Regions from separate parts of the Homo sapiens genome. Here region 2 is linked to region 1. The links are chromatin loops, found by intact Hi-C in ENCODE. Cell type or tissue: gastrocnemius medialis. All regions are shown on one strand. Links, peaks and the distances in the headings refer to the core of each region. The heading gives the core; the rest is flanking DNA. Region 1 overlaps LOC107986064 (a long non-coding RNA gene). Region 2 overlaps LOC107986064 (a long non-coding RNA gene).

Evidence for each region. A loop is a pair of places that touch in the nucleus more often than their neighbours do. Peaks named below come from ENCODE experiments on the same cell type or tissue, not always from the same donor. Only the 100,000 strongest peaks of a DNase experiment are listed, where the experiment ranks them.
Region 2: it touches region 1 in a loop (7-fold over the local background); 3 of 110 quality-filtered maps call a loop at or near these places.

Annotation. Positions count from the first base shown.
Region 1 is chr3:15,957,122-15,973,319 of GRCh38, forward strand. LOC107986064 (a long non-coding RNA gene) reads left to right here. Exons shown (of 10, transcript XR_007095831.1): 7 at 7,723-7,879; 8 at 8,490-8,675; 9 at 12,098-13,361; 10 at 13,503-15,654. Among named protein-coding and RNA genes, the nearest start is that of MIR563, 91 kb to the left of the region's middle. RefSeq lists an enhancer at 12,588-12,757. In gastrocnemius medialis, for the core only: no CTCF peak of the experiment used is centred there; a DNase peak (open chromatin) is centred at 7,830; H3K4me3 peaks cover 2,543 bases; H3K27ac peaks cover 4,348 bases.
Region 2 is chr3:15,897,650-15,913,847 of GRCh38, forward strand. All of the region lies in intron 2 of LOC107986064 (a long non-coding RNA gene), which reads left to right. Among named protein-coding and RNA genes, the nearest start is that of MIR563, 32 kb to the left of the region's middle. In gastrocnemius medialis, for the core only: no CTCF peak of the experiment used is centred there; DNase peaks (open chromatin) are centred at 5,762, 6,342 and 6,871; H3K27ac peaks cover 5,065 bases.

The DNA of each region.
Region 1 (16,198 bases), core at 4,395-12,394:
CCCAAAGTCAGAGTGGGAGGACACAAAAACAGCATGGATAGAAATTGTGATCATGATCGCAAATTATCACGCTCATTGATTTTAAAGACATTAGGGAACAAAATCCTATTTCCAATTTCCATTAGAGAAAAAGAACTGTTTTCTGCTTTGTCTAACATTATGGCTATGTAATTTTGAATTTTCTATAACAATAAAAAGGAAATAAGACAGAACTAATTTTTATAATGTATTTTATGTAATCCAATGTATTTATGTAATTCAATGTTATTATTTCAGTATGTAATCAACATAAAGAGTTAGGAGGTCTTTTTTTTTTATATGAGCCTCTTAAACCTAGTGTGTACTTCATCCTTACAGCATACCAGAATTTGGACTTGCAACATTTTAAATGCAATGGACCCATGTGGCTAGTGGCTACCACACTAGATGGCACAACTTGATAATATAGACTTCATTTCTTTATTTACATGAGAAAATTGAGGCTTAGAGAGGATAAGTAGCTTTCCCAAGGTCACATGGCTCTTCAGTGGTTGGGCCAGAATTCAGCTCCACACTGATTTGACATGGAAGGCTTTGCTCTTTCCACTATACCACATTGGCTGCATCAACAGGCTTTTGATGAGATGGGTAGAAAGCACTTGTGCCACAGTCCTCCTTTTGAAATATAAACTGCTCGCCTTTCCCTTAGTCTGCGGGGTCTAATTCTTTGACTTCTGGGGCCTTCCACGATTTAGCCTTTATCCTATTCATTCATTCGTCTCCTTTCCCAAAATATATCATGCTAACCTGGGAATTGGAAGACATGTTTCACTCCTGTACTACCTCCCTTTGGGCCTCTGTTCATCAGTGCTTTGATATGTATGTGCTCTTCTTTCTTTCTTGGTGGTTCTCAAGAGCAAGAGCTATGTCAATGATTTCTCTTTTATTCTCCTACTCTGTATGCTTATTCTTGTACTTTGTAAGCTCTGATGTACAGCATTTTGTATAGTTCTTTTTTGGGAGTGGGAGCTCAATAAGTCAGTGACCCAACTGAGCTGACATCAGAGAAAGGGCCAAGGCTGCTCCACAGAGGGATCTAATGTCCCAAAGGATGTAAACCTAGGGATGTTAGACGATGGCCTCCAAGTACCTGCTTCCTCTGGAAGGAAGGAAGGCAGCTGGCTGACACATGGCTATGCCATGAACCCGGGGCAGCCTGGCACATCACAGGCCCTCAATAGATGTTTGTTGGAAGAACAGATTCCATGTACTTCTAAGTTGATTTGAGCTCAAAGCAAGGAGGGATTGACACACTGTCCTCCATCCTCACAAAATTGATAAACATAGCATTTTTATAACATTAGGTAAATTCTGAATGTAAACTTAGTGGCAGAATACAATTGGATATTATTGATTGACAATTAAAATAGCAATTAAAAACTGCCCAGTCTCTAAATGATCTTTTTCAACATTACATCTATTTTTCTATCTGAACAGAATATCTATATTTTTCAACTTCTTTTATGTTCCCCTGATGAAAAAATAGCAGTTAAAGACTGCTTCACTCTGATTAATCCTTTCCAATATTTTACCTATTTTTCTGTTTGAAGAGACTGTATTTTAAAGCTCCCTGTGTATTCCTTTGATGAAATATTGGAGCAGTTTTGGTTCCTGAGGTTTCTTTTTTTCTTTCCATTTAATTAAGCTGATTAGTATCCCATATGGAGTGGAAACAATTGTTTTCAGATATGCTAGCATACAGTTACCCAAGGAGCTGCAATTGTTTACATGTTTCTAATTTCCTTATGGAAATTCTTAGACTTTGTTAGATAAAGATCTGGCAGACTCTAATTTTGAACATTACAGCCTTTGGTTATCAGACATGGCTATATCCTGTTCAGTGGCCTCTGGGATAAAATAGTATATTCTACAATTTTCGTTCCATAGAGTGAACTTTCAAAAGCCTACCCAGCATCCATTTCCTCTTGCCTGTTTCTAACAGCACTCTGATTTTTGTTCAGGAATACCTCTACCCGCATGCAGAGCTGAGGTTTAGGGAAGCTGACCCTGCCTTCAGCTGCAGTGTGGGCCTCACTGTTCTATGGGTAATTCTACTCCTTTGCCACAGCGGAATCCAGACCTTAGATAATCTATGGGTGGCATTCTTGGGTCAAGGGGATTGGTTCAGGAATGGGCATGTGACCAAATTGTGACTAATAAGGTAGAAGGTTTTGTAAGAGTTTCAGGATAGGAGGATTCCTAAAGAGTGGGGTTACTGGGTAATATGGTCCCTCTTCCTGTGGACATTGTTATGGCCAGGAAATGCTACTGTCACCTCGCTGGTGGCCCGAGTAAGTTGCCAAGCCACAGAAGAGGAAGGGGCCAAGCAAATCATAGAGAGGCAGATTTGGAGGCTGATGGAGCCACACCTGACAGCTACCCAGCATCTGGACTCTTTCAGTTAAATTAACCAATAAATCCCCTTTAGGGTATGAGCCAGTTGGAATAGAGTTTTCTATTACTCACAGCCAAATGCATCCTTGCCAATATAGACAATTTCACCAAAGAATTGTGAATCATAAAATAAGAACTCAGTCCTAGGAAATAAAACATAAATGTGTGAGTGAATACAGAAAAGAAAATACAGAGCAGGCCTGGATGTAATACAGTCCTCCTTTCTTCTATCTTCCAAATGAAGAAACAGGTTCAGAGACTTCTGACAAAGCTTGCAAGTTACAGAGCCAGGATTCCTGCTAGGCTTATAAGTCATAAACACACACACACACACACACACACACACACACACACACACGTATATATATACATATGTACACACACACATGTATATATATATATACACACACACACATAGGTACACACACACACACGTATATATATATACACACATATGTACACACACACGTATATATATATACACACATATGTACACACACACACACACACACACACACACACTGAGCTATACTTTGACAAATTCCTTCAGAGAAACCCAATGGGCAATCTGGTACCAGACCCTACCTTGACCTAATCAAACAGCTATGCTACTCTTGCTATAGTTCTTATAAAATATATGAACAGAAAATAGTCTGTATATCTTCTTATTTTTCTACACAAGGTTCTGTCTCAACAACCTCGCCATTTTTCTTTAAGTGACTTGGCTTTTTTTTTTTTTAACAATTTATGTTCTGATTGCTTTATTCGTAATGCGTAGAGCTGGTCAAAGGGGTCAATGAAAAGAAGATAAATAGAAACTGATTACAGCACAAATCAAATGTGTAAATAAACATCATAATCTCATTTTGACATCCCAGGCTTGTGGTCAGGTATCATGGTCATATGTCATCCATCTTTCGTAGGCAGTTCAGCAATCTCCAGTCATTCCCTAAGTGGGCTCAGTAGTGACCATCTGGCACTGGTGGACCACCAAGCAGATGCCTGGTCGATGAACATTCCCATCATGTCTCTTCCAGGCCCTGAGACCTACACCTCTCTCAGAGCAAATTTAAAAACTTCTGGCCTGGTATGCCAGGTTCTTGGTATCCTCATTCCACTTGCCTCTCCAGCTTGTGGAAATGATTTTATTTTCTCTCTCTCTCTCTCACTCTGTTTCTCTCTCTCTCTCTCTACCTCTACCTCTATTTCTGTCTCTGTCTACCCTGTTATACTTCTTCTCTTCTAAATGCCATGCTCTTATTTTCCTATGCTTCTTATTCTTTTTTTTCATCACTAAAGATCTATCCTTTCTTCTCTCTGTCATAATAAGACTACCTCTTATTGATTTCATAATGAGAACTTCCAACAATCTATTTGTCCCTTTATCTCAACCTTTTTGGTTAAACAATTCAATTTTTTTTTTTTTGAGACAGTCTGGCTGTGTCGCCCAGGCTGGAGTGCAGAGGCACAATCTCGGCTCTGCAAGCTCTGCCTCTTGGGTTCACGCCATTCTCCTACCTCAGCCTCCCGAGTAGCTGGGACTACAGGTGCCCGCCACCACGCCCGGCTAATTTTTTGTATTTTTAGTAGAGACGGGGTTTCACTGTATTAGCCAGGATGGTCTTGATCTCCTGACCTTGTGATCCACCCACCTCGGCCACCCAAAGTGCTGAGATTACAGGCGTGAGCCACCGTGCCTGGCCGACAATTCAATTTTTAATGTTAGAACATCTCAACATTTTCTTAAGATGATTCAGGTATTTAAAAGTAATTTCCCTAAACAATTATATAATTTTTAAAAGTCTCTCTTTTTCTATTTTCTAATACCTTCCAGAATTGGATAATTAGAAAATGTTTTTGAGTTTTTAAAAAAATTATTTTTATTTCCTTTTTTAAAAATTTTCATTTTTTTATTTCAATAGATTTTTGGGGAACAGGTGGTGTTTGATTACATGAATAAGTTCTTTAGTGGTGATTTCTGAGATTTTGGTGCATCCCTCACCCAAGCAGTGCATACTGTACCCAATGTGTAGTCTGTTATCCCTTGTCACCCACCCCACCCTTTCCCCTGAGTCCCCAAAGTCCAAGGTATCACTCTTATGCCTTTGCGTCCTCATAGCTTAGCTCCTACTTATAAGTAGGAACATATGATGTTTGGTTTTCCATTCCTGAGTTACTTCACTTAGAATAACAGTCTCCAATTCTATCCAGGTTGCTGCAAATGCCATTATTTTGTTCCTTTTTATGGCTGAGTAGTATTCCGAGGTATGTATATACTACATTTTCTTTATCCACTCATTGGTTGATGGGCATTTGGGTTGGTTCCATATTTTTGCAATTGCAAGTTGTGCTGCTATAAACCTGCATGTGCAAATATCTTTTTCATATAATGACTTGTTTTCCTGTAGGTAGATACCTAGTAGTGGGATTGCTGGATCAAATGGTAGATCCACTTTTAGTTCTTTAAGGAATTTCCACACTGTTTTCCGTAATGGTTGTACTAGTTTTCATTCCTACCAGCAGTATAAAAGTGTTCCCTCTTCACCACATCCACACCAACATCTATTTAAAAAAATTTTTTTGATTATGGCCATTCTTGCAGAAGTGAGACGGTATTGCATTCCACTTGTATATCTTCTTTTGAGAATTGTCTATTCATGTACTTATCTCAATTTTTGGTGGGATTCTTCGTTTTTTTTCTTGCTGATTTGTTTGAGTTCTTTGTAGATTCTGGATATTAGTCCTTTGTCAGATGTATATGTTGCGAAGATTTTCTCCCACTCTGTGGGTTGTCTGTTAATTCTGCTGATTATTTATTTTGCTGTATAGTTTTTCAGTTTACTTAAGTCTCATCTATTTATCTTTGTTTTTGTTGCATTTGCTTTTGGGTTCTTGGTCATGAAGTCTTTGCCTAAGCCAATGTCTAGAAGGGTTTTCCCAATGTTATCATCTAGAATCTTTGTGGTTTCAGGTCTCAGATTTAAGTCTTTGATCCATCTTGAATTGATTTTTGTATAAGGTGAGAGATGAGTATCCAGCTTCATTCTTCTCCATGTGGCTTGCCAATTATTCCAGAAGCTTGTTTTTTTTTTTAAATGAAGAAATGGTAAAGAAGGTAAGTCCTCCACTAGACTAAATATGAGCATGGCACCCTGATACAAATAATGTAGTCAAATTCTTATCTGGACTTCATTGTCTACCCCCAAGCAATTTGTCAAGTTATTTTCCTAAATACAGAGTTTTCCTGCCAAGAATTCTGGTGACAGTTGTCAGGCAATAAAATTGTAATTTCCTGGCTATAAATGAATGGTCTTTCCACTGACAGATGACATCATATTGTATAGATTCATTCCTGAAGAATCTATTGCAGCCCTAAAGTACTACTACCTTTACCTTTTAAAGGGGCTCTGAACTTTCCGAAGCTTACTAACTAAAAGGATATTTTAAAAACTTCAATAATGGCTATTATATCATTATTTACCATGTAAGTATTATTGTGGCACATTGCAAAGCATTGGTAATATGGCCATCGCAGAGTTATCTTGCCTAATCATTTAATCCTAAGGTTTCTTTTAAAAAAAATGGCTCATGATCCACAAAGACAGTAAGCACATAAGATTTCAGAGGAGAAAACAATCGCTGTAGCCTAGAATAATTGAGGTTTCAGCAGTGAAATCTGAGTTGGCCAGGTAGGATTCAGCTGGGAGAGAGGAAGCAGAAAGGTACTCTTGTCTAAGTGAATAGCGTGGACAAATCTGCGGTGATGAGAATGCATAAAGCATGCTTTAGGGAACAGTCAGTTGAGTAGTCTAGCTGGGGTAGAGTATACTGTTGTAGAAAATCTTAAAACTCAAGCAAGATAGTTTGCATTTTTTTGCTTCTGTGAGCATATGGGAACCTAGCACTGGAGGCTAGGAGGGAGGGATGAGAGCTTTAAGAAGGTGAACCTGATTGCAGAGTGCATGGCTCTGGAGGCTGGGGGTCCATTTTAGATGAAATGAAGTCGTCCATGTGCAACTGCAACAGCTTGACTGAAGGAGGGAAAGGGAGAGTGGAAATGATGAGTCAGAGGGGGAGATGTTAGGAAGAAAAAGGATCAGCAGCTCTTGGGGACCAACTGGAAAAGGAAGTCCAGATGGAGAGGGCATCCAAGATGATTCCAAAGTTTGCAGCCTTCATCATGGTGGAAGAAACTACCCTTGGAAAAATCAGGAAAGAAAAGGGAGCCAGGATTAGGAGGTAAAAAAAGGAATTTGTTCCCTAATAGACTGAGTTTGAGGTGACAGTAAGATAATGAGGTGGGGCTGTTCAGAAGGCAGTGGGGAAGAAAGTTAAGAAAACCAGTCAGGGCTGGAAATAAGGATCTGGGAGCTGTTTCCGCCTTAAAATGGTCCTCTTTCCTTCCTAACAGAATTCCACCTGTGTTTGGGCTGCCATGTGCCCAGATGGAAAGGATAAGCCATGATTGGCCAGACCCCAAATATGGTATCTCATTTCCCTTTGATTGGTTAAGGGGTGAGAGTGTGATTCCGTTCTGGCCAATGAGGCTAAAGGGCTCTAGGGGGGATTTTTTTTTTTTTTTTCCTCCTGGTAAAGAGACCACCATAGGGCGGAGCCCTGAGCTTCCATCTTCCTCCTTCCTGCTAGTGAGCTTGGCCAGGGGGGCTTGGACACTTTGGAGAGGGGCCGACACACGGATGATGACAAAACAGAAAGATAGTAAGAGCCTCTGGTTCCTAGTGGCCTTGTGGATTTGCTGAACCAAGCCTTGATGTGCTGACCTCCAGACTCGTTACACTTAACATTTATTAAATGTCTTTATTACTTAACTGTTGGTTGGTATTTTATGATTTTCAGCTTATCTTAACTGATATGGATATAATTACTAATGCTTGTGAGAATGGATGAGCCCTGAGAAGGGGGAAGAGAAAGACAAAGCCTGGAAACTTCTTTTAGCAGATGGAAACCTTTTGCTAATTAAACCTTAAGGTTTTTAATCTTAAAAGCTACACAGAAAACTTGTTTTAATTTTGAAAACATAATACTCCTCCTCCCCCAACACGCGCACCGGACAACCTCTCTCCTTGAACCACTCCGGGTGGTTCAAATTCCAAAGAGCATATGTTTCAAATGAAAGGTCAAAAAGGAGATCGGTTTCAGTTTGGAGCTAAGGGAGAGTGATTATTTCTCTAATGTGAGCTGCTTCCTGTTGCTAAAACACTGCCCCTTCAAATGAGATTGTTTGCTAAGTGAGGCATCTCCTTCCTCTTTCTTCCTTGGATGAATTAGCAAGCAAGAAGAGTCAGTCTGAGGCTCCTCACTGTGACGGACTGAGGAGCTTTATTTACTCCCTGCGGATAGTGGCCTGCCACCAGAGAGGCCACAGGCCGGAGTGATGGAGCTGACTCATAGGGTAAGGAGAAAGTGGCCTGGATCGTTGACAGAGGTAAGCAGTGTCCAATTCCTCCTAGGCGGGGGAGGGAGAGGTTATGGCAAAGAAAGCCGTTTCTATTCCACTGGGCAATTAATGCCACCATTTTTCTTGAAAAAGCGTTTTTTTTTTCATAAGCCGTTGAGGATAATTTAACCCCCATCTTGACAGGACGTACTAATGACCGCTAATGGATACATTCTTTTAATAAATGAAGAGGCACAAGAAAATTGCCAGATATTAAACAGAGTCCCACATGTCTTATCTGAGACTATAATGGCTCTATCAAGTGACCCAAGTGAAAGAAATGTCACTCTTCAGAGGTTAAAGGAGTCTATTTTTTCTTAGTGCGATATAAATTCATGGCTAGAAAGAACAGTAATTCATTGGTCTACCCTAGGAAATGTTTAAAGGGGGCTGTATCTCAAATGATGCATTTTCTATCGGTAGTAAAGAAAATATGAAATAGGTACCTCTGTGCACTGTGGATTTATGTAAATGGCTTTTTACCAGGTAATATAGCCTAAAGCTCTGTCAAGTCTCTAACGCTTGGAATTTTTGGCAAAGAAATGAAAGAACCTGTAAGTTATCATTATTTTATTTTATTTTTTTCAATACCTTCCAGGGTGTGGTCTTTTTGTTTGGTAATTTTAAACTACATTCTTGAAAAAGTTTCTCAAGATTCAAGCAATTCCTAGGACTGTATGTACACTTGGGGAACATTTCTTAAAATACATAACGAATTCAAATTAATAAGAAAAAGACAACCCAGAAGAAAAATGGACACGTGAATTAATCAGAAACTCAAGAGGTAATGGCCAATAATCCTATGAAAAGGTGAATGATGTGTATGGTGGTCTTCTGCAACTTGCCTTTCTGCCTTTCCTTCTTTCCTTCCTTCCTTCCTTCCTCTCTCTTTCTTTTTCTTTCTTTCTCTCTCTCTCTTTTTTTTTTTTGAGACAGAGTCTCACTGCTCTGTCGCCCAGGCTGGAGTGCAGTGGCACAATCTCGGCTCACTGCAACCTCCGCCTCCGGGGTTCAAGTGATTCTTGTGCCTCAGCCTCCTGAGTAGCTGGGACCACCAGCCTGCACCACCACGCCAGCTAATTTAAGGAGGTGAACCTGATTGCAGAGTGCGTAGCTCTGGAGGCTGGGGGCCCATTTTAGATGAAATGAAGTCGTTCATGTGCAACTGCAACAGTTTGACTGAAGGAGTGAAAGGAAGAGTGGAAATGATGAGTCAGAATGGCAGACTTTTGACAAAGTTTTGCCATGTTGGCCAGGCTTGTCTCAAAACCCCTGACCTCAAGTGATCCGCTCGCCTTGGCCTCCTGAAGTGCTGGGATTACAGTTGTGAGCCACCGTGCCTGACCCAAATGCCATTTTCTTTCTTTCTTTTTTCCTGAGACAGAGTCTCGCTCTGTCACCAGGCTGGAGTGCTGTGGCGCGATTTCGGCTCTCTGAAACCTCCACCTCCTGGGTTAGAGGAATTCTCCTGCCACAGCCTCCTGAATAGCTGGGACTACAGGTGTACACCACCACGCCCAGCTAATTTTTTGTATTTTTAGTAGAGACGGGGTTTTGCCATGTTGGTCAGGATGGTCTTGATCTCCTGACCTCGTGATCCACCCGCCTGGGCCTCCCAGAGTGCTGGGATTACAGATGTGAGCCACCGCACCCGGCCCCAACTGCCATTTTCAATATAACACTATGCCTCTGCGTTTGATCCATCCATGGTATCGTGTGTAGCAACATCATTTTCACTATGGTAATTATTCAGTGGAGGAACATTCCACAATTTTGTTCTCCCTACATGTAGCATGGTTCCATATTTAGAAAGCTCAAATACAGCTTAAAATTATAAAATGGATTGTGTATGGATATATACATACCTGACAAAACTGCTTAAAACAAGCAAAATCACAATAAAAACCATCTTCAAGATAATGTTTTCTTCATGGAGAGGGAGACTGACACTGAGGAGAGGATGGGAAATGTATCAGTTATCTATAGCTATGTAAAGACCCACCCTAAAATAGTGGCTTAAAACAACCAGTTATTGTTCATGATTCTCTGGGTCAAGACTTCAGGCAAGGCTTGGTGGGGATGGCTTGTCTCTGGCTCACTCATGTGTCTGCGTTCAGCTGGGCTGGTGGGTCCAAGATGGCCTCACCCTCAAGGCTGGGGCCTTGGTGCTGTGTGTCGGCTGGAGTTTCTCAGACTTCCTCCATGTGGCTTCTCTCTTCATGTAGAGTTTCATCTTTTGTTCCATGTTCTTTTCCCTCCAAGAGGTTAGCCTGGAGTTCTTTACAAGGAGAAATCATCCACTAATATTTGTATAACTAAAACTTGATGGCAATTAAAATATATTAACAAAGGTGTGCTCTGTGGTCCAATATTGTTGGGAAATGTTGCATATGGCTTCTCCTTGTGGAGCTTCCACTGCAAACAGAACAGAAAGCTTACTAAAGTCTCTGAGAGGTCTTGCATGGAGCAAAGAAAGACAAAAGGCGAGATGCTACGTCTTTTTTCCAGGGATATATAAAGGAAGGGCTGGGTTAGATAAAGCAAGAAGGCTTTGGCTTGCCTTATGAGAACATCATCATCATCTTAACTCTGCTATTCCTGTACCCATCAGAGTCCCAGTATAACTGCAGGTGGCTCCAATTGCCAAGGCGTCTGAACACTCCTAAAACCTGTAGGAAGTAGCCACTAGGCCAAAGGGTCAACAGTGCTTTTCCAGGAGTCAGGTCATTTATGTTTCTGCCTCTCTCCACCGTCCTGCCAGTGACCTTGTCTTGAATTAGTTCACCTACTTAACTCCTATCTCTTGTTTGCTTTAACCCCCATGAGCTGCTTTGATCAATTACCAGCACGTCCCTGATGCTTGATGACCATAAGTTCCTTGGATTCTTTCCTTTGAAAGTTAGTCCATGTTGGTTGTGACAAATTCAAATAATACCAAAAAGCAAAAGCCTTCCCTTATCTATTTCAATCCCCCAGTCCCACCATTAACAGTTGAGCAGTTCAGTTTCCTTCTAGATGATTTTCCATGTTTATGTAAACACATGTGCATATATATTTGAACAAAATGGGTATCAACATGTTCATATAGTTCTGTAATCTTTTTCATTAATATATCATGCATATTATTACATGTCAGTACATATAGATTGATCTCTTTTTAATAGTGTCAGTGGGTGGACTCACGTCTATAATCCCAACAGTTTTGGAGGCTGAGCGGGGAGGATTGCTTGAATCCAGCAGTAAGTACAAGACCAGCCTGGGAAACATAGTGAGACTCCTTTCTACGAAACCATAACTAAAAAATTAGCTGGGCATGGTGGCACACACCTGTAGTCCCAGTTACTCAGGAGGCTGAAGCAGGAGGATGGCTTGAGCCCAGGAGTTTGAAGCTGCAGTGAGCTGTGATTGTGCCACTGTACTCTAGCCTGAGCAACAGAATGAGTGTCAAAAAAAAAAAAAGTGTCATTACGCCGAAGTATGGGAGTTCCTTTGTTTATTCAGCTCTTTTCCTCCGGATCAATGTTCATGTTGCTCCTTATTATTATTATTATTTTTTTTTTGGCTATTGTAAACAATGTGGCTGTGACCGCCTCCCCACCCACTCCATGTACCTAAATCTTTGTACATTCATGCCAGCTAATGTTCTGAGGAATACGTTTCCAGACGGGCAGTGCTGGATCTTAAGGCATGCCTGGCCTCCTCTCTCTCATTATCCTTTTGACCCTGATATCCTAGAGACTTCTGTTGTTACCTGCCTGCCTGCCCAGATCAGTCTGTGGTTCACTTGTTCCAGGGCTCCCCAGAGAGTCAGTCGCTTATACATGCTCTCTGAAGCTTTGTCCAGGCAGCCTAGGTTGCTCACATCAGTTGACAGCTATGCTCAATTACAGCACTTGTCACATTGTGTTATAATTGTTTTTCTACTTGTCTAACTTCTCCACTAGATTGGAACTTTCCAAAGGCATCATCAGTGTCTGGCACAGGACTTAGCACTCAGACCAAATTCCTTAGCAAATTTTATTGAACTCACACTGTGTGCTAAACACTAGCACTGTGTACATAGAGCTATGGACAAAACCAAATTCCCTGCTTCAGTGGGCAGAGACACACAATCCACAAACAATCATAAATAATTTGTTAGATGGAAAGTGCTATATAAAGAAAAATAAGGCACAGTACAGCCTTAGAGAATGCTGCTGTTCACAGGTGGCGTATATTTGAGCATGGATCTAAATGAGGTGAAGGATTGAGATGGCTGCTTGGGGAAGAACTTTCCAGGCATGAATGAATGCCTGAATTGAGCATCTCCACTTCCTGATATGAGAGAAGAGACGTAACAAAGATTCCTCCAGAACCAAAAGGATCCGAGATAAGGCTAACTTGATTAACGTGCTTAATGTGAATGCCACACCTTGGGTTTCCCAGGAAGAAGACTCTCAGATGAAGACCAGTGTTTAGGAAGCTTATTAGGAATGCTTGCGGGATCAACACCTGCTGGGGAAGAAAGGCAGCAAGATTGGGCAGAGGACAGAGTTGGGCTATGGTGCAGTCTCAGTGGAGGTTTCCATCGGCCATCGGGAGTTCTGAAGCTGGGCTGGCCCTTCGGGGTGGTCCCAAGTTGGGGGCTGGATCTTTATGCCTCGCCTTAGTCCATCATTAGATGTTGGCCATCCCAGGAAGGAGTATGACCTTGGGTGAGGTGGCTCCCCTCTGCCACAGTAGTCCTTGGCAGCTGAGGGCTACTTAAATGATTTCAACTTCTTCCTTTTGTTCCCCCAGCACCAGGAGTGATGGTTCCTCAGCAGTGGAGGGAGGGAGTCCTTCCTTCCTGAAGGGGATCTGGGTGGGCCAGTTCACTGTTCATCACCGTGAGACAAGGTGGCACATGGTGATGGGGAGCACAACATGCTGGGGTGGGTGGGGGTGGGCAGTCAATAGATGCAGGTCTAAACCTTGCTGCATTGGAGAGAAGATAAGAGAAAAAGTTGCTGAGTTGGTTTCCTGGGCCTATGTGCTCTCAGAGTCCTTTCCTTTTCTTAGCTTGCCCAGTGGTGCTGACACCTGCAGGCTGCATCTCTCAAACTCCCCATCAGTTGGTTTCTGGCAGGTTTGACCAGGAGAAACCACTGATCAGACATAAGCAGGAGGAAACCAGAGAAACCAGAGTATTTCCATCCTTCCTCTTCGCCTTGGGCAGGAACTCCATTAGCAGCTTGTCTTCTCCCTTGTTCTAACTCTCCTATGCAGGCTCACTGTGGTTCCAGCTCCCATAAAGGAATCTCTCAGTCCCTGGCTCTGGCCACACCACTGTGGTAGATGTGAGGTACTCAGGTCCTCTTTAAGGAAGGACTTGCTGCCCAACGGCAGGTGCTGCAGCCAGCATCCAGCTGTCAGCCCCTACAGGGTCAGCCTTACTTGCAGAGAACCACCTTGCTCGAGGTCATGCCCTTCCTGAAGCAGCTGGCATCCGGTGAGTGGAAGAGGTGGGGTGTTGAATGCCCTGCCATTCTGGCTTGTTGGAGGACACAGGTGGGCTGAGGTTTCATTGGGTCTGCATAACTGTGTGGCTTCTGCCTCTGCCCATTCTGTTGCTTCTCCTTCCCCTTCCCAGATGTTGACCCCTCATGAACACCTTGCACTCCAGTATATTTCTAAGTGCTTCTGAGAGCCCGGCCTGCAACACCACTTCTCCCCTCTGCCTCCAGCCTAGAGATGGGAATGGCTTCCTGCTGGTGCTAATCTCTAGGTGGCCTCACCATGTCCCATTTGGACACTCTGCTCTTGCATCATCCATGTAATCAATTAACTGCATTAAATCCCCATCTCTTTAAATAAAGTAGGTTCTGACACAGCCAACATTATACTGAATGGGGAAAAGTTGAAAGCGTTCCTCCTGAGAACTGGAACAAGACAAGGATGTTCACTTTCACCACTTCTATTCAACATAGTACTGGAAGTCCTAGCCAGAGCAATCAGACAAGAGAAGGCAATAAAGGACATCCAAAAAAGTAAAGAGGAAGTCAAACTGTCACTGTTTGCTGATGATATGATTGTATACCTAGAAAACCCTAAGAACTTATCCAAAAAGCTCCTAGAACTGATTAATGAATTCAGTAAAGTTTCAGGATACAGAATTAATGTACACAAGTCAGTAGCACTGCTGTACACCAACAGTAACCAAGCTGAGAATCAAATCAAGAACTCAGCCTCTTTTACAATAGCTGCAAAAAATAAAATAAAATACTGAGGAATATACCTGTTACCAAGGAGGTGAAAGACCTCTACAATGAAAACTATAAAACACTGCTGAAAGAAATCATAGATGACACAAACAAATGGAAACACATCTCATGCTCATGGATGGGTAGAATCAATATCGTGAAAATGACCATACTGCGAAAAGCAATCTACAAATTCAGTGCAATTCCCATCACAGTATCACCAACATTCTTCACAAAGCTGGAAAAAGCAATCCTAAAATTCATATGGAATGAAAAAAGAGCCCGCATAGCCAAAGCAATACTAAGCAAAAAGAACAAATCTAGAGGCGTCACATTACCCAACTTCGAACTATACTATAAGGCCATAGTCACCAAAACAGCATGGTACTGGTATAAAATAGGTACATAAACCAATGGAACAGAATAGAGAACCCAGAAATAAAGCTGGATACTTATAGCTAACGAGTCTTCAACAAAGCAAACAAAATAAAGTGGGGAAAGGACACCCCATTCAACAAATGGTGCTGGGATAATTGTCAAGCCACATGTAGAAAAAATGAAACTGGATCCTCATCTCTCATTTTATACAAAAATCAACTCAAGATGGATCAAAGACTTAAGTCTAAGACCTGAAACCATAAAAATTCTAGAAGATAACATTGGAAAAACCCTTCTAGACATTGGCATAGGCAAAGACTTCACGACCAAGAACCCAAAAGAAAATGCAACAGAAACAAAGATAGATAGGTAGGACTTAATTAAACTAAATTACTTCTACACAGCAAAAGAAATTATCAGTATAGACCACCCACAGAATAGGAGAAAATCTTTGCAATCTATACATCTGACAAAGGATTAATATCCAGAATCTACAAGGAACTCAGATCAGCAAGAAAAAAACAAAGAATCCCATCAAAAAATGGGCTAAGGACATGAATAAACAATTCTCAAAAGATGTACAAAGGGCCAACAAACATATGAAAAAATATTCAACATCACTAATTATCAGGGAAATGCAAATCAAAACCACAATGAGATGCTACCTCACTCCTGCAAGAATGGCCATAATCAAAGATCAAAAATAATAGATGTTGGCATGGATGTGAAGAAAAGGGAACACTTTTACACTGCTGGTGGGAATGTAAACTAGTACAACCACCATGGAAAACAGTGTGGAGATTCCTTAAAGAACTAAAAATAGATGTACCATTTGATCCAGTGATCCCACTACTAAGTATCTACCCAGAGGAAAAGAAGTTATTATACTAAAAAGATACTTGCACATGGATGTTTATAGCAGCACAATTCGCAATTGCAAAAATATGGAACCAGCCCAAATGCCCATCAATCAATGAGTGGATAAAGAAAATGTGAGGGATAAAAGACTACACATTGGGTACAGTGTATACTGCTTGTGTGAAGGGTGCACCAAAATCCCAGAAGTCACCACTAAAGGACTTATTCATGTAACCAAACACCACCTGTTCCCCAAAAACCTATTGAAATGGAAAATAAATAAAGTAGGTTCTGTTTTCCTGGCTAGACACTGCCTGATATAGTGAGTTTTACATCTAAACTTCAGTTTATATTCTCATTTCCCTTGCTAATCTAGTATTTTATAAGGGGGCCCTCAACTCATAAATATATATTAATATATATATGTTTGTGTGTATATATTCCTCATCTGCAACCAAACGCAGATCGAAAATACAGTATTCCTGGAATGTGACACCCACGTGTATCAAGGGCCGACTTTTCATATATGCATGTTCCTCAGGGCCAACTGCAGGACTTAAGTATGTGGAAATCTGGATATGTGAGGGGGTCCTGGAACCAATACCTTGTGGATACCAAGAGATGACTGTATATATTTGCTCCAGCAGTGGAGATGCAGCATACATAAGTGTTTTGCCATGACTATGCCCAATGTCATACTTGGGGTCAGGTTGAAGCCCATGCTGAGGTCCAAGGGGAGTGGGTGGATGGGCACATAGCGGTAAGAACACTTGGAGGGCCGTAAGCAGGTGAAAAGTAGGTTTATTCAGCAGCTCTCCCATCAGCAGCTCTCTCACCCTGTCTGCCTTTA
Region 2 (16,198 bases), core at 2,657-10,656, 61 kb before region 1:
GGATAATGTTGATGCACTTTGAGAATTCTCAAATCTCTTTACAGTTTCTGGTTACTCCTCCCCAGTTGCAGTGTGCTTTTTTGCCTTCAAGAGTTACAGGTCTGTACCTGTAACTCTTCTTATGAGAACTCTCCTTGGGTTACTGGAACTGTTTGACCTACTATAGGTAACTACTATAGTTACAGTAACTGCTGTATGACCTCCCTTACCTAGAGTTGGGACTACCTCTGGTGTGTAACTTATACTCCCTTCTAGCCATATCTGGTGGAAACCACCCCAGCCTCTCTCTGTTGGACTGCCTGAAATCACACCATACTTGGTTTTCTCCCTTCCCTGTCTTCCTTCCCCCACTTCCAACCCAGCTTCTGGGAACACTTCTTTAATTATTGCTTTGCACATTACTCCTCATTTCAGTGCCTATTTCAAAGAACCCAACCTGAAGCATAGAGATTTCCTGGGAAGATACATGGACACCTGAGACATCTCACCATTTCTGGTGCCCAGCGTTTCCAAGTCCCTCATTGGTCACATTCAGTTTGGGCTCCAGTGCCCTACCTGCCCTTGTGGTTCTGGCATTTATCCTTTCCAAAGGATAATTTGATCGGCCTGATGCCACCATGCACAACAAAAATCCTCTAACGGGTAGAGCTTTACTCCAGGCCACCTCAAAGGCAGCTGACCCATTTCCACTTAATTGTCTTTAGCTCAGCCATTGACCCCTGTTCCTATCAAAGTGGAGTCAGGATATCCATGTGGGGTCATTCAAATCACATGGCAGGAGCCACAGGAGCGTTTTGCTGAAAGAACACCTTGGGGACATTTTCCTCAGAAGAGAGTGGTAGGTGAGGCAGGTACTTTCTTATCAACTCCCTGGAGAGTCCTCTTCAGGGCACACAGCTTTTATAACTCCAAAGAGGTGTGACACTCAATTATCATTCAGGGTGGCTTGTGGAAGCAGAGAAAGAGTGAACAAGGCAAGGACACAGTGCAACCAGTCTCAATCTTGTTCCCGCAAGATTGAGGATATGGTAAATAGAAGTGGTTGGTATAAAACTGGATCTGTTCTGAGGACACAGAAATAATTTCAAATACTGTATTTATATAAATGGGCTACCTAATATGCTAAAAAGAAGCTTATCAAAGATGATGTAAATTTAAGAGCATGAGTCAATTAGTCCATTAGGTTTTTAGGTTTTGTTTTGTTTTGTTTTTTGAGACAAAGTCTTGCTCTGCCACCCAGGTTGGAGTGCAGTGGCACGATTTCAGTTCACTGCAACCTTGCCTCCCAGGTTCAAGCAAGTCTTCTGCCTCAGCCTCCCAAGTAGCTGGAATTACAGGTGTGCACGACCACACCTGGCTAATTTTTGTATTTTTAGTAGAGACAGGGTTTCGTCATGTTGGCCAGGTTAGTCTCGAACTCCGGCCTCAAGTGATCTGCCTACCTCAGCCTCCCAAACTGCTGGGATTACAGGCATGAGCCACCGTGCCCGGCAGTCCATTAGGTTTTAAAAGGATAGGCAAAAGTCTTCAGAAACGTATATAGAAATTTGCCCTCAGAACACTTAATATTTCAGTTAATCTACTGCCATGTATCCAACTACACCAAAATTTAGTGGCTCAAGTAACAGCTATTTTATTTCCCATTTGTGATTCTGTAACTTAGGCAGGACTCAGCAGGGGAGGCTCATCTTTGCTTCATGCGGTGTCAGATGCGGTAGCTTGACTGAGGCTGGAGGATCCACTTCTAAGACGGCCTCAATCATATGCCTGGCAGTTTGGTGCGGCTATTGAGAGAACTCAGTGGGGGCTGATGGCCAGGAATATTAATTCCAAATTCTTACATGGTTGCTGGCTTAACACAAAAGCAGAAGCTGCCAGGCCTTCTTAAGCATCTGACTCAGCATCACTTCAATTGGCTGAAGTAGGTCACATGACCAGCTCAGCTTCATGGGGAATAGATTACAAGGGTGTGACTATATAGGGAGGCATGAGTGATTGGGGGCTACCAACATAATAGTCTATCACATTTGACAATGCTGCAAAGACATTGCTTTTGTTTATTCAGTCTAACCACTAACTGAAGAGAAATAGCTAAAAAGTTAAATGTAGATAAAGACTCATCTAAATTTAGATAAAGTGTTAGACCTTAATGACTTAGTGGCTAGGGAATCTTAAAGGCCCTCAACAGCTCACTGGCGTGGAGGGTACTGGAAGGCATGTGTCACGTACTTGGAGGTAAATGGAAGCTTATTTTTTCTTTATATCTGCCTGTTCAGGCTGAGGTTCTTTTTTTTTTTTTTTTGAGACAGACTTTGGCTCTGTTGCCCAGGCTGGGGTGCAATAGCCTGATTATGGCTCACTGCAGCCTCGACTTCCTGGACTTAACCCATCTTCCCACCTCAGCCACTGGAGTTAGCTGGGGCTACAGGCATGCGCCAGCACACCTGGCTAATTCTTTTGTATTTTTTATAGAGATGGGGTTTCACTACGTTGCCCAGGCTGTTCTTAAACTCCTGGGCTCAAGTGATCCACCTGCCTTGGCCTCCCAAAGTGCTGGGATGATAGGCGTGAGCCACTGCGGCCATCCCAGGCTGAAGTTTTTGACAAGGGTTGTCAATGGAAATAATGACCAGGTGCAGTGGCTCACACCTATAATCCCAGCACTTTGGGAGGCTGAGGCAGGTGGATCACCTAAGGTCAGGAGATTGAGACCAGCCTGGCCAACATGGTAAAACCCCATCTCCACTAAAAATACAAAAACGTAACCAGGCGTGGTGGTGCGTGCTTGTAGTCCCAGCTACTCAGAAGACTGCAGCAGGAGAATCACTTGAGCCTGGGAGGCGGAGGTTGCAGTTAGCAAAGAGCATGCCATTGCACTCCAGCCTGGGTGACAGAGGGAGACTTTGTCTCAAAAAAAAAAAAAAAAAAGAAAGAAAGAAATATAATGTGAGCCACATGTATAATTTAAAATTTTCTGGTAGCCATATTTTTAAAAATAATTTTTTAAAGTTATTAAATTAAATTAATTTTTTATTTTAATTTTAGCTTTTTCTGAGATAGGATCTTGCTCTGTTGCTCAAGCTGGAGTGCAGTGGCACAATCACAGGTCACTGCAGCCTCGACCTGGGCTCAAGCGATCCTCCCACCTCACGCTCTCAAGTAGCTGGGTGCACAGGTGCATGCCACCACACTCAGCTAATTTGTTAATTTTTTGTAGAGACACAGTCTCACTGTATTGCCCAGGCTGGCCTCGAACTCCTGGGCTCGAATGATCCTCCCACCTTGGCCTCCCAAAGTGCTGAAATTACAGGTGTGAGCCACTGCGCCCAGCCAAGTTAATTTTAATAACATTTTATTTAACAAAATAATTTCATAAGAAACCAACATTGAAAATGTTAATGATATCTTTTACATCATTTATGTATTTATTTATGAGACAGAGTCTCGCTCTGTCGCCCAGGCTGGAGTACAGTGGCACAATCTGGGCTCACTGCAACCTCTGCCTCCCAGGTTAAAGGAATTCTCCTGCCTCAGCCTCCCAAGTAGCTGGGACTACAGGCACGTGCCACCATGCCTGGCTAATTTTTGTATTTTTAGTGGAGATGGGTTTTTGCCACGTTGGCCAGGTTGGTCTTGAATTCCTGGCCTCAAGTGATTCACCTGCCTTGGCCTCCCAAAGTGCTGCGATTACAGGCGTGAACCACAGTGCCTGGCCAGTATTTATTTATTTTTTTGAGACAGGGTCTTGCTCTGTTGCCCAGGAGTGCTGTGGCATGATCTTGGCTCACTGCAGTCCCCCAGGCTGAGGTGATCCTTTCACCTTAGTCTCCCAAGTAGCTGGGACTGAAGGCACGTGCCACCATACCCAGCTAATTTTTGTATTGATTTTTTTTTGTGTGGAGACAGGGTTTCACTGTGTTGCCCAGGCTACTCTGAAACTCCTGGGCTCAAGTGATCTGCCCGCCTTGGCCTCCCAAAGTGCTAGGATTACAGGCATGAGCCACAGTGCCCAGCCTACATTATTTCAAAATACTATATCTTTGGATTTCAGTGTATGTTTTATATACTTACAGCATATATCAATGTAGACACTAAATTTTCACCAGAAATATTTGATCTGTATTAGGTCTTATAAAATTTACAATTGAAAAATAGATTACACACCCACATAGTTCCAAACATGTTTAAAAGTTTTCCAAGCCAGACACGGTGGCTCATGCCTGTAATCCCAGCACTTTGGGAGGCTGAGGCAGGCAGATCACCTGAGGTCAGGAGTTCGAGACCAGCCTGACCAACATGGTGAAACCCCATCTCTAGTAAAAACTACAAAAATTAGCCAGCCATGGTGGCGCACACCTGTAATCCCAGCTACTCGGGGGGCTGAGGCAGGAGAATCACTTGAACCCAGGAGGCTGAGGTTGCAGTGAGCCAAGATCGTGTCACTGCACTCCAGCCTGGGCGACAGCGAGACTAAAAAAAAAGCGAGTCTCAAAAAAAAAAAAAAAAGTTTTCCAATAACTTATCAGTTTTAAAAAATTATAATTAAATGAAATCATTTGCACTAGCCACATTTCAGGTGCTAAGCAGCCACCTGTCACTAGTGGGTACAATTTTATTTATTTATTTAAGAGAGACAGGGCTCTGTAGCTCAGGCTGGAGTACAGTGGTGCAATCATAGATCATTGTAACCTGGACTTCCTGGGCTCAAGTGACCCTCCAGCCTTAGCCTCCTAAGTAGCTAGGACTACAGGTGCACAGGTGCTTGCCACCATGTGTAGCTAATTTTTTTGGGGGGGGGATGGTGTCTCGCTGTTGCCCAGGCTGGAGTGCAGTGGCATGATGTCAGCTCACTGCAACCTCCACCTCCTGGGTTGAAACCATTCTCCTGCCTCAGCCTCCCGAGTAGTTGGGGATTCAGGTGTACACTACTATGTCTAGCTAATTTTTGTATTTTTAGTAGAGATGGGGTTTTGCCATGTTGGCCAGGCTGGTCATGAACTCCTGACCTCAAGTGATCCACCTGCCTTGGCCTCCCAATGTGCTGGGATTATAGGTGTGAGCCACCGCACCTGGCGCCTGTCTAATTTTTAAACCTTTTTTTGAAGAGACAGGGTCTCATTATGTTGCTTAGGCTGGTGGGTACCATTTTAGACAGTGTAGCTCTAATCCTCATCCCTCACCTTTGGACTTGGCTCTGGTGCCCTGTAGGCTGATGAAAGTGGAGAGGAGACCCCTGTGTAAGTCATGTTGAGCTGGTGTTGACATGGTGCTTGGGATCCTGAAAATAGGAATTTTGTCCTGCCGCTCATTCATATATCCCAAGAGCACTGTCTCAGATTAGAAATAGAGCCTGAGACAAATTTCAGGCACACCAAATGTATTGAGGGATGCTCTGGAAAGAAGCTCTAAGGGAGTGAGAGAAGCAGGCGAGACAGGGGAAGGAGCCTAGCAGGGATGTGTTCCCAGGTAAATTCTAGCCTTGACTTGATCCATGGGGACGCTGGAGTGCAAATGCAAATTGTACTATGGAGTTGTCCCACCTTGAGGCAGGGGGACCAGGCTTTTGTGCCCCTATATCCATCAGTCATTGGCTGCATACCAAGCTTTTCTACGTAAGACAGCTCATTCAAGAGCAGTTGTCCAAAGAAGGTCACAGGTAGAAGCTTTTAGTCGTAGCACAGTGTGTATTGGCTAGTGAGGAGATTTTGGCAGGACATCAACGGCCTACAGTGACCTAAGCATAGAGGAACAGGCCAGGACCAGAACATTTTATTACTTCCTGGCAATATGTTCTCAAGCCTCAGTGTGGAATCATAGTGAGCAGGGCTGGACCCTGTGGGAACACAAGGCTCCCTGGCATAGAGGCTTCAGGCCTAGAATCTAAACAGGTCAGGCATTCTCCTTGGCTCTTTTTTCCTAGGTAAACATTAAATCTCAGACTTCTGTATCACACTTTTTGGATGCCAAAGAAAAGTGAAAATAAGGAAAAGCAAAGAGAATCCCCAAAGGGAGATACTAAACCCTAACAGCATGGCCCACTATGAAGCAAATCCTTGTTCTTCATTCATTCCACTAAGGAATATTTAGTTGAGTGCCTATGCTGGGCTGGGCACTGTGTGAGGCTGTGAAGACAAATTCCAAGGAGCAGTTCCAAGGCCATTTTGAGCAATGGCAACATGACTAAAATAAGTGCTGCTGTGGGGTCTTAGGTATCCACAAGAAGGGACAGGCCAAAAAAGGTGGGGCTTGGGGAAGCCGTAGGTCAGTGGAGAGTAGTGGAAAGTATAGCAACAGGGCACAGCCAGCCTGCCAGGGACTCTAAGGGAAAAGCTGAGGTCAGAATCTGGGGCACTGGCCAAGTCTGAGAAAGCAAGTTAAGGTCAGCATTCAGAGCCTAGGCCAGGACGAAGGGCTCAGGCAGAGGCATGGGCAGTGCCAGGTGCTGGCTGAAGGAAGATGATAACGTATTTGGCACCTACTATTTGCCAGGCACTTTGAATACATTTAATCCTCACAATAACCTTGCAAGATAAGTATGAGTTTCAGAAAGAAGAAAACAGTGCTTCTCAAACTTTAATGAACATATGAATCAGCCGTGGATCATGTTAAAATGCAGATTCTGATGCAACAGGTCTAGGGTGGGGCCCAAGATTGTACATTTCTGACAGGCTCCCAGGTGATACTGATACTGCTGGTCCACAAATCGTACTTGGAGTAGTAAGAGGTTAAAACCCTGACCATGACATCAATGCTTTTATTAGGAAGGAAAAGGGAGAGAATGAAGGGCAAGAAGACAAAAGTAGTCTAGTTTGAGAGACTAGTCTTCCAAACAAAGTCATTGCAATAGGCCCTGGACTGTGACTGTCTGCACTCATGAATGAAGGCAGGTGTGGGCAGTTGTGGGCAGGGAGGTATGCTGCTCTGAAGGGTGGAGTGGCCCCCTCTGGATGCTTGGAAAGTAGGAGTGGGGACCTCTGGAAAGAGTTCTTCTGGGGTGACTATACCTATTTCAGTGCATCTGATCCATTGTATTTTATAGTCGTCGTTCATACTTGGCTTAATGATCAGTTAATTTGGATAATATATTGTGGTGGAAATAACATTCCAGCAACTACTTAGCCTCAGAATGAAACCAATACCCTTTCTCAGTAGTTCTCTTGACCTTTTTTTTTTTTAAATGGTCTGTTCTTTAAGACCTTCTCATGACCTTATTATTAAATTTTCTCCTCTATCTTGTTATGGATATTGGTGCTAAGGCTTATTGAAACATTGCTTTGGGGCCCTGGCTAGTTTTTAAATTAAGACAATTATGATTGTATATTTTTTAAAAAGACATTGCATTGATAAGATGCTTTATTGTTTCTAGAATACTTTCATTGACATTTTCTTCCTTTTGATTTTCATGCAACCCAGGACGTCAGTGTTATTATTCCAGTTTACAGAGAAGGAAATGGAGGCATAGAAAGTTAAGTAAATTGCCCAGGGTCATGTGGCTATGTAAGTAGTGGAGATAACATCTTTAAAGTATTTGCTGGCATCATACACTGTGCTAAGAGCTTTATATGTAACAGGACATTTACTTCTTGCCCCAATTTCATTATTATCCCCATTTTATAGATGAGAACACTGAGGCCTAGAGGAATTACCTACTTATTCAAAGTCACAGGGCTAGCCAGGCATGGAGCCATGGTCTGAACCAAGGCACTCTAGTTCTAGCACTGATACTTCTAACTACTACACTAGAAAGGGCAGGCAGCAATGTTTGGGGCCATAGCAAAAGCAAAAACACTTGTGAGAATTTTTCCAGTCCTGTTCCAGAATAATGGTGCCCTCACTGGCCACAGCAAGGACATTAAGAGGCTTGGACTTTTCATTCTCATATAAAAGGAGGGTTTTGTTATTCTTATACGGGAGGAAGAGGCTACTAAAATAGGTGGATGATACATAAGACCTCCTAAAATCATCTGTTGGGCTCAGCCAGCACCACAATTGGAAAATATCTGGCACTTATATTTTGGTGCAGAGCCAGCTCCCAAATAATCCCACCCCAGTTTTCCTTGTACTAGGTCTTCTGACACACCCTTGCCCAGCCTCTTCAAGTACACGTGCATCATTTGGGTGCCTACAATCGCAGCATGAAACCAAGTTCACCCCAGATGGTACAAATGAAAACTCCTTAATGAAGGAACTGCTTATATAGAAATATAATCCAAGTTAAAGGAACAAGCGGGATTTGAGGCATCCAAAGATCAGCAGCTTGGAAAGTGCAAAGGGAAGGGAGAGTGTCACTAGAGCTTTTGTGAGCTAGAGCCATGGAGGAACTGTAGCTTGACTTCCTGGGCTCAAGTAACCCCAGGAAGGACACAGACAAGGCCAGAGATGTGGTGCAAAGAGGGAGAGAGAGGGAAGAAATACCCCGAATTCTCTCTCTTCCTACCTTCCATTTGCCTGCCAGGACCTCTCATTCCTGTGTCCAATCAGAAGCCAAACTGATTAGCAAGCCTGGGTGATGCAGTCTACTGAGGTCAGCCCCCTGAACACAGAAAAGGGCAGAGACATGTAGCGAGGGCACGGAAGAGGACAGGGGGCACGCAGAGAGTACAGCACAGGATCTTGGTTCTTTCCTTCCATTCCAGCGGTACTAGGCACACCCTTCTCTCCAGCCCACTGTAATTCCCTTTGCGGGGCCACAATTCCTGATCCAGTGTAACTTGCCTAATTTCTTTCCTTGGCTCTGGGTTTTCTGACCTAAAGTTCTTTTTCTAATGAGTCTTCCTTGCTGTAAGGAAAATGGAAGACTGGCCAACAGGAGGGTCCTGGTTTGCTTGCACGTCAACTTTCTGGATGTGTAAGCCAGTTTTCAAGACTTGCATTGCTCCAGTAGGAAGCTGAGTGTGAGCCATGCCTGAGTGATGGAGGACCAGAAGTTACAGACTGAGAGAGGCAGTGGTGAAGCAGATGTTGTACCAGCATGCCTGTGGTGCCAGTGGCATCATGGCCCCCTGGAAAAAAATATAGGCATATGGTGGAAACCCAAATAACAGGAAATATAATGAATCAGATTGGTAAATCTATCTGGTATATCTATCTGCACCTTGCATTTCAGTTTCACCAAGAATCAGTCAGCTGTGGTCAAACTTGATATCTTTAAATTGGTGAAGATTTATTGACCACCTGATCTAGCTCTCTCAGGGAGAATCTCTAATGATTTAATGTCCCACCAAATTCACATCTAAAGCTTTTCCAAAAGAGAATTCAATTGACTTGGTGTTTGACTAAATATTTGAGAAGATGTTTTAAAAAACTGGTTTAAGAAAATTTCTTAAAATATTATTTTCTCCATTGGAAAAATTAGGAAATAATATTCCTGAATGACAAGATTATTCTGAAAAACAAACCCAAAGTGTCTGGCACATGGTGCTCAATAAATATCAGCTATCATTATTGTTACCTATGATTTTACCTTTGAAAATTTTGACAGGGTTATATAAAAATATACATTTAGTATTTCGGTTGCTTTGAGGAATTGGGTTCTAGTTTTGGATAATTAAACTGTAAGTCTGTAAATAAAAATGGGGTTTATTTACTTTTTTTTTCTTTTTTTCTTATTATTATACTTTAAGTTTTAGGGTACATGTGCACAACTTGCAGGTTTGTTACATATGTATACATGTGCCATATTGGTGTGCTGCACCCATTAACTCGTCATTTAGCATTAGGTATATCTCCTAATGCTATCCCTCCCCCCACCCCCCAATAGTCCCCGGTGTGTGATGTTCCCCTTCCTGTGTCCATGTGTTCTTATTGTTCAATTCCCAACTATGAGTGAGAACATGCAGTGTTTCGTTTTTTGTCATTGCGATAGTTTGCTGAGAATGATGGTTTCCAGCTTCATCCATGTCCTACAAAGGACATGAACTCATCCTTTTTTATGGCTGCATAGTATTCCATGGTGTATATATGCCACATTTTCTTAATCCAGTCTACCATTGTTGGACATTTGGGTTGGTTCCAAGTCTTTGCTACTGTGAATAGTGCTGCAATAAACATACGTGTGCATGTGTCTTTATAGCAGCATGATGTATAATCCTCTGGGTATATACCCAGTAATGGGATTGCTGGGTCAAACGGTATTTCTAGTTCTAGATCCCTGAGGAATCCCCACACCGACTTCCACAATGGTTGAACTAGTTTACAGTCCCACCAACAGTGTAAAAGTGTTCCTATTTCTCCACATCCTCTCCAGCACCTATTGTTTCCTGACTTTTTAATGATCGCCATTCTAACTGGTGTGAGATGGTATCTCATTGTGGTTTTGATTTGCATTTCTCTGATGGCCAGTGATGATGAGCATTTTTTCATGTGTGTTTTGGCTGCATAAATGTCTTCTTTTGAGAAGTGTCTGTTCATATCCTTCGCCCACTTTTTGATGGGGTTGTTTGTTTTTTTCTTGTAAATTTGTTTGAGTTCATTGTAGATTCTGGATATCAGCCCTTTGTCAGATGAGTAGGTTGCAAAAATTTTCTCCCATTCTGTAGATTGCCTGTTCACTCTGATGGTGGTTTCTTTTGCTGTGCAGAAGCTCTTTAGATTAATTAGATCCCATTTGTCAATTTTGGCTTTTGTTGCCATTGCTTTCGGTGTTTTAGACATGAAGTCCTTGCCCATGCCTATGTCCTGAATGGTAATGCCTAGGTTTTCTTCTAGGGATTTTATGGTTTTAGGTCTAACATGTAAGTCTTTAATCCATCTTGAATTAATTTTTGTATAAGGTGTAAAGAAGGGATCCAGTTTCAGGTTTCTACATATGGCTAGCCAGTTTTCCCAGCACCATTTATTAAATAGGGAATCCTTTCCCCATTGCTTGTTTTTGTCAGGTTTGTCAAAGATCACATCGTTGTAGATATGCGGCATTATTTCTGAGGGCTCTGTTCTGTTCCATTGGTCTATATCTCTGTTTTGGTACCAGAACCATGCTGTTTTGGTTACTGTAGCCTTGTAGTATAGTTTGAAGTCAGGTAGTGTGATGCCTCCAGCTTTGTTCTTTTGGCTTAGGATTGACTTGGCAACGTGGGCTCTTTTTTGGTTCCATATGAACTTTAAAGTAGTTTTTTCCAATTCTGTGAAGAAAGTCATTGGTAGCTTGATGGGGATGGCATTGAATCTATAAATTACCTTGGGCAGTATGGCCATTTTCACGATATTGATTATTCCTACCCATGAACATGGAATGTTCTTCCATTTGTTTGTATCCTCTTCTATTACACTGAGCAGTGGTTGTAGTTCTCCTTGAAGAGGTCCTTCACATCCCTTATAAGTTGGATTCCTAGGTATTTCATTCTCTTTGAAGCAATTGTGAATGGGAGTTCACTCATGATTTGGCTCTCTGTCTGTTATTGGTGTATAAGAATGCTTGTGATTTTTGCACATCAATTTTGTATCCTGAGACTTTGCTGAAGTTGCTTATCAGCTTAAGGAGATTTTGGGCTGAGACGATGGGATTTTCTAGATATACAATCATGTCATCTGCAAACAGGGACAATTTAACTTCCTCTTTTCCTAATTGAATGCCCTTTATTTCCTTCTCCTGCCTGATTGCCCTGGCCGGAACTTCCAACACTATGTTGAATAGGAGTGGTGAGAGAGGGCATCCCTGTCTTGTGCCAGTTTTCAAAGGGAATGCTTCCAGTTTTTGTCCATTCAGTATGATATTGGCTGTGGGTTTGTCATAGATAGCTCTTATTATTTTGAGATACGTCCCATCAATACCTAATTTATGGAGAGTTTTTAGCATGAAGGGTTGTTGAATTTTGTCAAAGGCCTTTTCTGCATCTATTGAGATAATCATGTGGTTTTTGTCTTTGGTTCTGTTTATATGCTGGATTATGTTTGTTGATTTTCGTATGTTGAACCAGCCTTGCATCCCAGGGATGAAGCCCACTTGATCATGGTGGATAAGCTTTTTGATGTGTTGCTGGATTTGGTTTGCCAGTATTTTATTGAGGATTTTTGCACCAATGTTCATCAAGGATATTGGTCTAAAATTCTCTTTTTTGTTGTGTCTCTGCCAGGCTTTGGTATCAGGATGATGCTGGCCTCATAAAATGAGTTAGGGAGGATTCCCTCTTTTTCTATTGATTGGAATAATTTCAGAAGGAATGGTACCAGCTCCTCCTTGTACCTCTGGTAGAATTTGGCTGTGAATCCATCTGGTCCTGGACTTTTTTCGGTTGGTAAGCTATTAATTATTGTCTCAATTTCAGAGCCTGTTATTGGTCTATTCAGAGCTTCAACTTCTTCCTGGATTTAGTCTTGAGAGAGTGTACGTGTTGAGGAATTTATCCATTTCTTCTAGGTTTTCTAGTTTATTTGCGTAGAGGTGTTTATAGTATTCTCTGAAGGTAGTTTGTATTTCTGTGGGATTGGTGGCGATATCCCCTTTGTCATTTTTATTGCGTCTATTTGATTCTTCTCTCTTTTCTTCATTATTAGTCTTGCTAGAGGTCTATCAATTTTGTTGATCTTTTCAGAAAACCAGCTCCTGGATTCATTGATTTTTTGAAGGGTTTTTTGTGTCTCTATTTCCTTCAGTTCTGCTCTGATTTTAGTTATTTCTTGCCTTCTGCTAGCTTTTGAATGTGTTTCCTCTTGCTTCTCTAGTTCTTTTAATTGTGATGTTAGGGTGTCAATTTTAGGTCTTTCCTGCTTTCTCTTGTGGGCATTTAGTGCTATAAATTTCCCTCTACACACTGCTTTGAATGTGTCCCAGAGATTCTGGTATGTTGTGTCTTTGTTCTCGTTGGTTTCAAAGAACATCTTTATTTCTGCCTTCATTTCGTTATGTACCCAGTAGTCACTCAGGAGCAGGTTGTTGAGTTTCCATGTAGTTGAGCGGTTTTGAGTGAGTTTCTTAATCTTGAATTCCAGTTTGATTGCACTGTGGTCTGAGAGACAGTTTGTTATAATTTCTGTTCTTTTACATTTGCTGAGGAGTGCTTTACTTCCAACTATGTGGTCAATTTTGGAATAGGTGTGGTGTGGTGCTGAAAAGAATGTATAGTGTGTTGATTTGGGGTGGAGAGTTCTGTAGATGTCAATTAGGTCCGCTTGGTGTAGAGCTGAGTTCAATTCCTGGATATCCTTGTTAACTTCCTGTCTCGTGGATCTGTCTAATGTTGACAGTGGGGTGTTAAAGTCTCCCATTATTATTGTGTGGAGGTCTAAGTCACTTTGTAGGTCACTGAGGACTTGCTTTATGAATCTGGGTGCTCCTGTATTGGGTGCATATATATTTAGGATAGTTAGTTCTTCTTGTTGAATTGATCCCTTTACCATTATGTAATGGCCTTCTTTGTCTCTTTTGATCTTTGTTGGTTTAAAGTCTGTTTTATCAGAGACTAGGATTGCAACCCTTGCCTTTTTTTGTTTTCAGTTTGCCTGGTAGATCTTCCTACATCCCTTTATTTTGAGCCTATGTGTGTCTCTGCACGTGAGATGGGTTTCTTGAATACAGCACAATGATGGGTCTTGAGTCTTTATCCAATTTGCCAGCCTGTGCCTTTTAATTGGAGCATTTAGCCCATTTACATTTAAGGTTAGTATTGTTATGTTTGAATTTGATCCTGTCATTATGATGTTAGCTGGTTATTTTGCTTGTTAGTTGATGCAGTTTCTTCCTAGCCTTGATGGTCTTTACAATTTGGCATGTTTTTGCAGTGGCTGGTACTGGTTGTTCCTTTCCATGTTTAGTGCTTCCTTCAGGAGCTCTTTTAGGGCAGGCCTGGTGGTGACAAAAATCTCTCAGCATTTGCTTGTCTGTAAAGGATTTTATTTCTGCCTCACTTATGAAGCTTAGTTTGGCTGGATATGAAATTCTGGGTTGAAAATTCTTTCTTTAAGAATGTTGAATATTGGCCCCCACTCTCTTCTGGCTTGTAGAGTTTCTGCCAAGAGATCAGCTGTTAGTCTGATGGGCTTCCTTTTGTGGTTAACCTCACCTTTCTCTCTGGCTGTCCTTAACATTTTTTCCTTCATTTCAACTTTGGTGAATCTGACAATTATGTGTCTTGGAGTTTCTCTTCTCAAGGAGTATCTTTGTGGCATTCTCTGTATTTCCTGAATTTGAATGTTGGCCTGCCTTGCTAGATTGGGGAAGTTCACCTGGATAATATCCTGCAGAGTGTTTTCCAACTTGGTTCCATTCTCCCCGTCACTTTCAGGTACACCAGTTAGATGTAGATATGGTCTTTTCACATAGTCCCATATTTCTTGGAGGCTTTGTTCATTTCTTTTTATTCTTTTTTCTCTAAACTTCTCTTCACGCTTCATTTCATTCATTTCATCTTCCATCACTGATACCCTTTCTTCCAGTTGATCGCATCGGTTACTGAGGCTTGTGTATTCATCACGTAGTTCTTGTGCCGTGGTTTTCAGCTCCATCAGGTCCTTTAAGGACTTCTCTGCATTGGGTATTCTAGTTATCCATTCGTCTAATTTTTTTTCAAACTTTTTAACTTCTTTGCCTTTGGTTCAAACTTCCTCCTTTAGCTTGGAGTAGTTTGATCTTCTGAAGCCTTCCTCTCTCAATTCGTCAAAGTCATTCTCTGTCCAGCTTTGTTCCATTGCTGGTGAGGATCTGCGTTCCTTTGGAGGAGTCGAGGCCCTCTGATTTTTAGAGTTTCCAGTTTTTCTGCTCTGTTTTTTCCCCATCTTTGTGGTTTTATCTACCTTTGGTCTTTGATGATGGTGACGTACAGATGGGTTTTTGGTGTGGATGTCCTTTCTGTTTGTTAGTTTTCCTTCTAACAGTCAGGACCCTCAGCTGCAGGTCTGTTGAAGTTTACTGGTGGTCCACTCCAGACCCTGTTTGCCTGGGTATCAGCAGCGGTGGCTGCAGAACAGCGGATATTGGTGAACCACAAGTGCCACTGCCTGATCGTTCCTCTGGAAGTTTTGTCTCAGAGGAGTACCCGGCCGTGTGAGGTGTCCGTCCGCCCATACTGGGGGGTGCCTCCCAGTTAGACTACTCGGGGGTCAGGGACCCACTTGAGGAGGCAGTCTGCCCGTTCTCAGATCTCAAGCTGCGTGCTGGGAGAACCACTACTCTCTTCAGAGCTGTCAGAGAGGGACATTTAAGTCTGCAGAGGTTATTGCTGTCTTTTGTCTGTGCCCTGCCCCCAGCAGTGGAGCCTACAGAGGCAGGCAGGTCTCCTTGAGCTGTGGTGGGCTCCACCCAGTTTGAGCTTCCTGGCCGCTTTGTTTACCTACTCAGGCCTGAGAAATGGTGGGTGCCCCTCCCCCAGCCTTGCTGCTCCCTTGCAGTTTGATCTCAGACCTCTGTCTTAGCAATGAGTGAAGCTCCATGGGCGTAGGACCCTCCTAGCCAGGTGAGGGATATAATCACCTGTTGTGCCGTTTGATAAGCCTGTTGGAAAAGCGCAGTATTAGGGTAGGAGTGACCTGATTTTCCAGGTGCTGTCTGCCACCCCTTTGACTAGGAAAGGGAATTCCCTGACCCCCTGTGCTCCCTGGGTGAGGCAATGCCTCACCCTGCTTTGGCTTACGCACAGTGTGCTGCACCCACTGTGCTGCACCCCCTATCTGGCACTCCCCAGTGAGATGAACCCAGTACCTCAGTTGGAAATGCAGAAATCACCCGTCTTCTGAGTTGCTCACGCTGGGAGCTGTAGACTGGAGCTGTTCCTATTTGGCTGTCTTGGCTCCACCCCCTTTTACTTTTTTATTTAGTTTTGATACAGAATCTTGCTCTGTCCCCCAGGCTGGAGAGCAGTGGCATGACCTTGGCTCACTGCAACCTCCGCCTCCTGAATTCAAGTGATTCTCGTGCCTCATCCTCCTGAGTAGCTTAGATTACAGGCATGTGCCACCAAGTGCAGCTAATTTTTTTATTTTTAGTAGAGATGGGGTTTTGCTATGTTGCCCAGGCTGGTCTGGAACTCCTGGTTCAAGTGATCTGCCTGCCACAGCTTCCCAAAGTGCTGGGATTACAGGCATGAGCCACCTCACCTGGCCTGGGGTTTATGTGTATAAATCAATATTACAGATGGAGGTATGCAGTATTACTATGAAATCATTTTATCAAAACATTAAGTCTTAATTTTATCAAGTCACTAGCTCCAACTACCAAGATAAACAAAATATAGAGGAGATAAGAACATGTTAAACAACACCATGGGGA